Regions from separate parts of the Homo sapiens genome. Here region 2 is linked to region 1. A link is a contact called in ENCODE Hi-C data. All regions are on one chromosome and are shown on one strand. The core of a region is the stretch at or near the end of the contact, and the rest is flanking DNA. Distances in the headings are between cores, read along the strand shown.

Region 1 (3,610 bases), core at 501-3,000:
CCCATCTCTAATTAAAAAAAAAAAATTAGCCAGGCGTGGTGGCCTGCACCCATAATCCCAGCTACTCAGGAGGCTGAGGCAGGAGAATCACTAGAACCTGGGAGGCAGAGGTTGCAGTGAGCCAAGATCATGCCATTGCACTCCAGCCTGGGTGACAGAGCGAGACTCCATCTCAAAATATCTGAGTCCCAAAATAAATAATCCATAGAAGCACTTTATTATTCGGAATGCTAACCAATTTTTAACTTTGGAGACTTTTCCTTTTCAATGTTCCACTGCCCAATTTTAGACAGACAATTCTGATTCACTCATATGTGTTCACAAATTAGTAACTTTCTAATTTAAACATACTTTTTTTCATTGACATACTGGGATTATGTTCTTATCTGTTATTTCTCCCCTACAATTTTCTGTCAACAGCTTTCAACTGTTGGCAATTTTTATTTCTAATTTTCAGGACTTATATGGAAAGATACCAGCCTGTCCAACATGGCAAAACCTCATCTCTATTAAAAAATACAAAAATTAGCCAAGCATAGTAGCGTGCACCTATAGTTCCATCTACTCGGGAGGCTGAGGTGGGAGAATCGCTTGAATCCGGGAGGCAGAGGTTGCAGTGAGCCGAGACTGCACCACTGTACTCCAGCCTGCATGACAGAGTGAGACTGCCTTTTAAAAAGAACTTACATGGAAAGAAATGCCAGACTTAATAACATCCTTTTTTTTTTTTTTTTTTTTTTTTTTGAGTTAGGGTCTCATTCAGCCGGGAGTGCAGTGGCAGAGTCACAGCTCACCATAGTCTCACCTTCCCAGGCTCAAGCAATCCTCCCACCTCAGCCCCCTAAGGGATTATAGGCAGGTTCTACTGTGCCCAGCTAATTTTTTAAATTTTTTTGTAGAGATGGGGGTCTCACTATGTTGCCCATGCTGGTCTGGAACTCTTGGGTTCAAGTGATCCTTCCATCTTGGCCTTCCAAAATGCTGGAATTATAGGTGTGAGCCATCACACCCAGTCTCCTTCTTTAAAAGTCATTCAAATATGCCATATTTAAAACTTTACTATGAAAGGAAATCACTCCACTAGGCGTGGTGGCTCACGCCTTTAATCCCAGCACTCTGGGAGGCCGAGGCAGGCAGATCACCTAAGGTAAAGAGTTCAAGACCAGCCTGGCTAATGTGGCAAAACCCTGTCTCTTCTAAAATTACAAAAATTAGCTGGGCGGCGTGGTGCATGCCTGTAATCCCAGCTACTCGGGAGGATGAGGCAGGAGAATTGCTTGAGCCTGGGAGGCAGAGGCTGCAGTGAGCCAAGATTGCGCCACTGCACTCCAGCCTGGGTGGCAGAGCAGAGTCTCAAAAAAAAGGAAACCATTCTTACATTTTCTTTTAATTTTGAATAGGATATATTTTAAATAGGATTTTGAATAGAATATATTTTTATCCTATTTAAAACTATGAGAAAATAGAACGATTCTTCTATTAATCTTAATTTTTACAAATAATGGTTTTATTAGCAATATTAATAATCCCCATGCTGATATACAATAAATATATTCTACAATAGGTTGATTTTGCCTTGCCAATACAGTTCTTTCAAACCGGAAGATCTCACACATCTGGGTTAACTGGATTGTGCATCTGAGTCAGTATTAGGCAACTTTACTCTTATTTCACTGCTTGTTGACAAGCAGACAGACAACCACCGCAGGGCTGTGAATGATAACACCTGCCCCCAGCAGAGGGAAGCATGGGGGATTTCTGCCACGGCAGGTCTGTGACTAACATCACGTTTTCATGGGCACAGACACTGTTACCCTCAGAAAGCAGGAGGACCCTGGGCCGAAGCAGCCCCAGAGGAGCTCCAGGTCCTCTTCCTCTTATCTTAAACTAGAAACTCAGATGGAAATGAATGCGTGACTTGGCCAAGGTCACCTCAGTGTCTGTCAGGGCAACTGTGACAGCCAGAGGCCCAAGCTCCGCCCTGTGCAGATGGAATCCAAGCAAGGCACCCTCAAGGCCAACCCACGACAGAAACCACACTCAGCCTTTGGAGTTCTTCACAGAGGAACTTCTCTCCCCATCGCACATTGTCAGTGGTGGAATCTAACGACCAATTTTGTCAACACTTTTCCCAAGTGGTGACAATGACCTGCCCAGCACTGGCACAACGTGACAAGTGACAAGTGACACGTGATGGGCAGCCGTCCACCAGCACACAAGGTTCCGGGGGCAGGAGAGGTTCGTTCATCCTTGTGTTTAATTCCTTAGAACAGTGGTTCTCAATGCAGGTGCCCAGGGGTGCTTTGAGATCCCGTGGGACATCTTTGGTGGTCAAGATTCAGAGAGTACTGGAATTTGGCAGGCAGAGGCAAGGGAGGTTGAGACGTCCTTCAATGAGCGAGACAGTCTCACCCAACAAAAACTCTCCACATACAAAACTTACAATGAACCAGAACTTCATGAGTGGAAAACATGCTTCTAACTCTCTGAACTCAGAATCTTACTCTATTCAACGTTTACACACAAAACATTTTTGCACGGTCTTACTATGACTTGAATTTTCCATGAATTCAACTATTACATAAGTCTAGAAAAAATTATACTTTGCTTTATGTGAAAGTTCATTAGGAACTGCTCACCATTCTGTAATATTCCATCACCAGCTGGGGGCTGAACTCCCAGTGTCACACCTGGGTCCATCTGCAGGGACCGCCCCCCGGTCACCAGGACGCAACACACCAGGTGGGACGTCCGGCTTTTTCACGGCTAACCATCACCATGTTGAAATGTGTTGTCTTATTACACAATACTATCACATTCATTCTCTACAGCTAGGGCAGTCTAATAACTATAAGTTATAAATTACATTTTCTTTTTTTTTGGAAACATAAATTATATTTTCTAAGAACTGCATTTTAGGGTAAGAGGACATTACCCCAAAAAACTATCCTAAAAAAAAGGCATTGGGTCCAACAGCTTTGCACACCTGACCTGGGAGCCCAACAGCGTCCCTGCACAGAGGACATGGTAAACAAACTCCTGCTGGGGGGAAACATGTGAGTGACAGCATTTGTGCAGGGCGAAGGCCTCATCTCAGAGTAACACGTGAACGATCCCCAGCTCCCGCCTGCGAAATGAGATGCCAACTCCACCACCAGCAGCGGAGCTCGGAAGACGGCCGGGTAGCGTTTCCAAAACTTCCGGCATGCCCGAGAGCTCAAAGAGGCACCACTGCTTCAGCCAGCACAGCAGCCATCATGTGGAGCTGCCCCCAGACTTCCCACACTCCCTGGCGAGGTCCACAAAGCACCTAACCCAGCACCAGCCACCAGCACACATGGGCAGGGTGGCACCTGCAGCACACACGGGCAGCAAGGTCACAACAGTCCCTCCAGGCTTGTTGCGGCTCCCATTCCTCGGCATCCACATGTCCTCCCCGGCCCCCCCACTGCCGTCCCACCATTCTCTCTCCTCCCAGACACACCGGGCAGAAGGCTACAGCCAGGCCAGGGAACCTGAAGTGAGCAGCGCTCAGTCAAAAGGCCCCTTGTCAAGCACAAAGCTGTGCCGTGTCCACTGCCTTAAGCAGGACTTCTTTCTGGCCAGGTGT
Region 2 (3,610 bases), core at 742-3,241, 59 kb before region 1:
GGCAGCAAGGAGGGGTGCACAGCCAGGGCGAGCAGTCAGGCCCTGCACTGGGCACCGTGTGGAGGGAGGCAGTGTTGGATGAAGCTGCTGTTCCTGTTCTTAAGCCCAGAAAACACAAAGTGGCCCAGTCTCCCAACACGGGACTGCGAGGCCGGCTGGGAAAATTCCAGCTTCTCGGCCGCTTCCCAGAGGCTGGACCACTGGGCCCTGGTCTGAAGGCCCCATCAGGACACTCACCACTCATCACCCCACATCTGCCACCCACTGCCCTCATGGCCTCGGGCCACAGGAGGCTCTGGCGGCAGGGGGAGCCCGTCCATCTCCCAAGCATCCTTCTGCAGAGCAGCTGCCCAGCACTGGGGGCTGGGGCACCACCCTAAGCCTGCAGCGAGGGGGCAAGAGGCCCCCTGGGATCGGGAATAAGGAGGATGTGAAAGCCCAGCCAGGACACAACATCCAGCTCTGGTCTTCACTGGGCCCCTAGGGGAGCCAGAGAGGGGAGCTCTTGCCAGAAGCAATTAGAAGCCATTTGGAAGACCAGATCTGGCAGCAGAACCGCCGCCCTGGGCCCATTGCAGGCGCCTCTGCACCAACAGCGGCAAACCCAAGAGGGCAGCTTGGCCTGGTGAACAGCGGCCAAGCACGAGGCTCGCAGGGGCTGGATGGCAAAGCTAGTGCTGTGGGATTCCAATGCGTGAGTTTGAGAAAGGCATCTGGGATTTGCCACCAATAGCCCAGTGGGAGGGGAGGTGGGGGGAGCAGAGATAGCACGAGGGGCCGTGGTGCTGTGGCCCAGCCCCAGGTGGCATGCATTCATTATGTGTGTGTGTTTGAAATGCTCCAAAATAATTGCTTTTAAAATGCTAGTCGGTTGACTGCAAAGCTGTTTCCTTGAACATGACGCATCACCCTTCCCTGGGACTTAAGGTCACTTAAGTTTAAAGATTTTTTTTTTTTTGTAATCGTTAAATAGGCAACAATGGGCCGGGTGCAGTGGCTCATGCCTGTTTGGGAAGCTGAGGTGGGCGGATCATTTGAGGTCAGGAGTTCGAGACCAGCCTGGCCAACATGGTGAAACCCTGTCTCTACTAAAAATATAAGAATTAGCTGGGCGTCATGGTGGGAGCCTGTAATCCCAGATACTCAGGAGGCTGAGGCTTGAGAATTGCATGGGCCTGGGAGGTGGAGGTTGCAGTGAGCCGAGATCACACCATTGCACTCCAGCCTGGGCTACAGAGCGAGACCCTGCCTCAAAAAAAGAAAAAAAAAAAAAGGCAAAAACAGAGCATGTAACTTCCCAAGATAAGAGACTCTAGAATATGGACACGTCTAGAAAACAAGGAGAAAACAGCTACAAAGCCCAGCATGTTGAACTTCTCACTTCACTGTCTGAGGCTGAAAAGCAAGGAGAGAGATTTGCCTTCTCCTTAGAGTTCAGGATTTCGCTGGGCCACACGGGTGATGACAGAGAGAACATATGTCTTAAAGAGGCTTTGGAATCAAAGGCCAAAAATTAGCCTAAAACATTTCAAATGCAGCACACACTGCGTCTGTGACCTCATCTGTCCTTGAAAATAGAAAAATGTGCCTCAAAGAGCAAGAAAAATCTTTAAATGTCACGTGTCACAGGCTGGGGTGGCTGGAGGGACGTGATGTCCTCCGTCCTCTCCACCAGGGCAGAGGCAGCTGGCGTTAATCACACCAGCCCCTTATCTCTGCCCTACCTCCTGACAGGACATGAGACAGCTACGTTGACGCCAGAGTCCTGTTTTATTCTGGTTACGGCATCTCGTGGCCAACACTGTGCATGGTTCCCGAAGTTAAACATGACCCAATCAACAAACAGACGTAGTAGGGACTGGCAGCTCTGCCAGGACCAGAGAGACACCCCCCGCCCTCCCCACACCTTTGGCCTTGCTGTGGCCTCTGTCCCACCGGCTGCTCACTGCCACAGGCTGGACCAAGCCTCTGCCTTGCTCTGGCATGGCCCCAGGCATACCTCCTCCATCCCCTCCTGTGGGGTGTGAGGCCACTCCCCACTCCTGTCTCCCCAGTAGGCGGGTTCTGCCTCCGACCCTGCGCTGTTTCCCCTGCGCCTGGCACGTGGCAGACCCTCGTAAACGCTGACGATGGGCGGGAGGAAGGGCAGATGGGAGGCCCAGAGCCAGGGGCTCTCGGTGTCCTTGCGAAGAGGAAGGCAGTGAACACAGGGAAATAGCGGCGGGTCCTTGGTCTGGTGCCGCTGGCCGCCAGCCAGGCAGACAAGTGAAGATGCAGGAGACACAGAGCCAGTGCATGGCCTGGGAGGCCACAGGGAGGACACAGGCAGGGGCCGCTCAGAGGACACATCCAGCCGGTACAGCTCCCCCCAAGGCTGCGACTTGTTCACAACGTTCCCTTAATTAGAGCAAACGTGTGTGATGTTTCTGACAAGCTGTCATCGTTTAACAGCAAGAGACAGATGTCAGACACAAAGGCAGCATTTTCACCCGTGTCTGACACATGTCAGCCCTGGGCCTGGGCCACCTCCTGGCTTTCTTCTCCCGCTGCAGGGAGATGCATGGCCATGGGCCACGTGTCGGGGGAGCAGAGGCCCGAAGGTGGGGGTGATCCCCACTTCCAGTTCCAGGCTGGTGGTTGCGTCTTAGGCGGAAGGAGTGGGGGGGCATCTGTATCCCCCCAGCAACAAGGAACACAGCCTCGGTGCCCCACCCTGCTCGGCGCCCCAGCCCGCTCTGCACCCCACCCCGCTAGGCGCTCCACCCGCTCTGGGCGGTGCCTCCTTAAGGCTGGAGACGGCCCTGAGTGCGTTAAGCACGCTAACCTATTCCATCTTCATGGTGTTGAACAGGTTGGAACTGCTGAAATCTCCATTGACACAGGGGGAAACTGAGGCACAAAATGATCAAGCACTTGCCCCTGATGCCATGACTGAAGAAGCCCCAGGTGGGCATTCCGTGGGCAGGGCCGCTGAGCCCCCCACCCCCCCAGGGCTTCTCCAGGTGAGGATTCAGTGAGTGCTCACCGGGTGTCGGTGAAGTGCCTGGGGCCCCATCTCAGCCTGTCTCCTCCCATCCTAATCACAGGCCAGTGAGGTGGGGATTGCCACCCCCAGTTTTCAGGCAGAGAAACTGAGACCTCTGCTTGCCTTTATTCCTGAGACTCTGATTCTGCCGCAGGGGCTCTCCCTGAGGGGCCCTGAGCTCTCAGGCCCCTGTGCGTGGAGGGTGACGATGCCATCCGTCCCACCCTTGTGGGCCATGCTGGCCCCAGGCTGCACATCCAGGTGGGGCTGGGGATTAAAGCCAGCACACAGGTGTGACCCACATCAGGGACCCTCGGGTGGGATCCACAGTGACGCAGCTGCTGCCGGCCGACTCCCCGCAGGGTGAGCTGATGAGCCTCCCCAAGCCTCAGTTTCCTCCTCTGTAAAACGGGGTGGTGACAACATGTGCTTTATAGACCGGGCAATAGAGTTCGAGCCCCAGGGCCACACCTGGCACATCACGCGTGCTCAGTAAACAGAAGCAGTTCTTCAAGCTCCTGAGACTTCAGGCTCACGCTGAGGTCTGTGCTGTTGATAATGACCTTCTCAGTCCTGAGGCTGGAG

What was found. A loop is a pair of places that touch in the nucleus more often than their neighbours do. Pooled maps may share reads with other maps.
Region 2: a loop to region 1 is called in a map of heart left ventricle, with 5 times the contacts of the local background. The contact joins two enhancer-like sites. A Hi-C loop is called at or near these places in 8 of 168 maps with a recorded cell type or tissue (K562, Right ventricle myocardium inferior, heart left ventricle and 1 more) and 7 of 50 pooled maps.

Annotation. Positions count from the first base shown.
Region 1 is chr16:29,116,936-29,120,545 of GRCh38, reverse strand. No RefSeq gene overlaps it. Among named protein-coding and RNA genes, the nearest start is that of LAT, 130 kb to the right of the region's middle. Within about 2 kb of position 1,750, at least 6 of the 41 ENCODE cell types and tissues checked have a DNase peak (open chromatin) inside an H3K27ac peak, as active enhancers do; they include heart left ventricle, where a contact is called at or near this core.
Region 2 is chr16:29,176,446-29,180,055 of GRCh38, reverse strand. No RefSeq gene overlaps it. Among named protein-coding and RNA genes, the nearest start is that of LAT, 190 kb to the right of the region's middle. Within about 2 kb of position 1,991, at least 15 of the 41 ENCODE cell types and tissues checked have a DNase peak (open chromatin) inside an H3K27ac peak, as active enhancers do; they include heart left ventricle, where a contact is called at or near this core.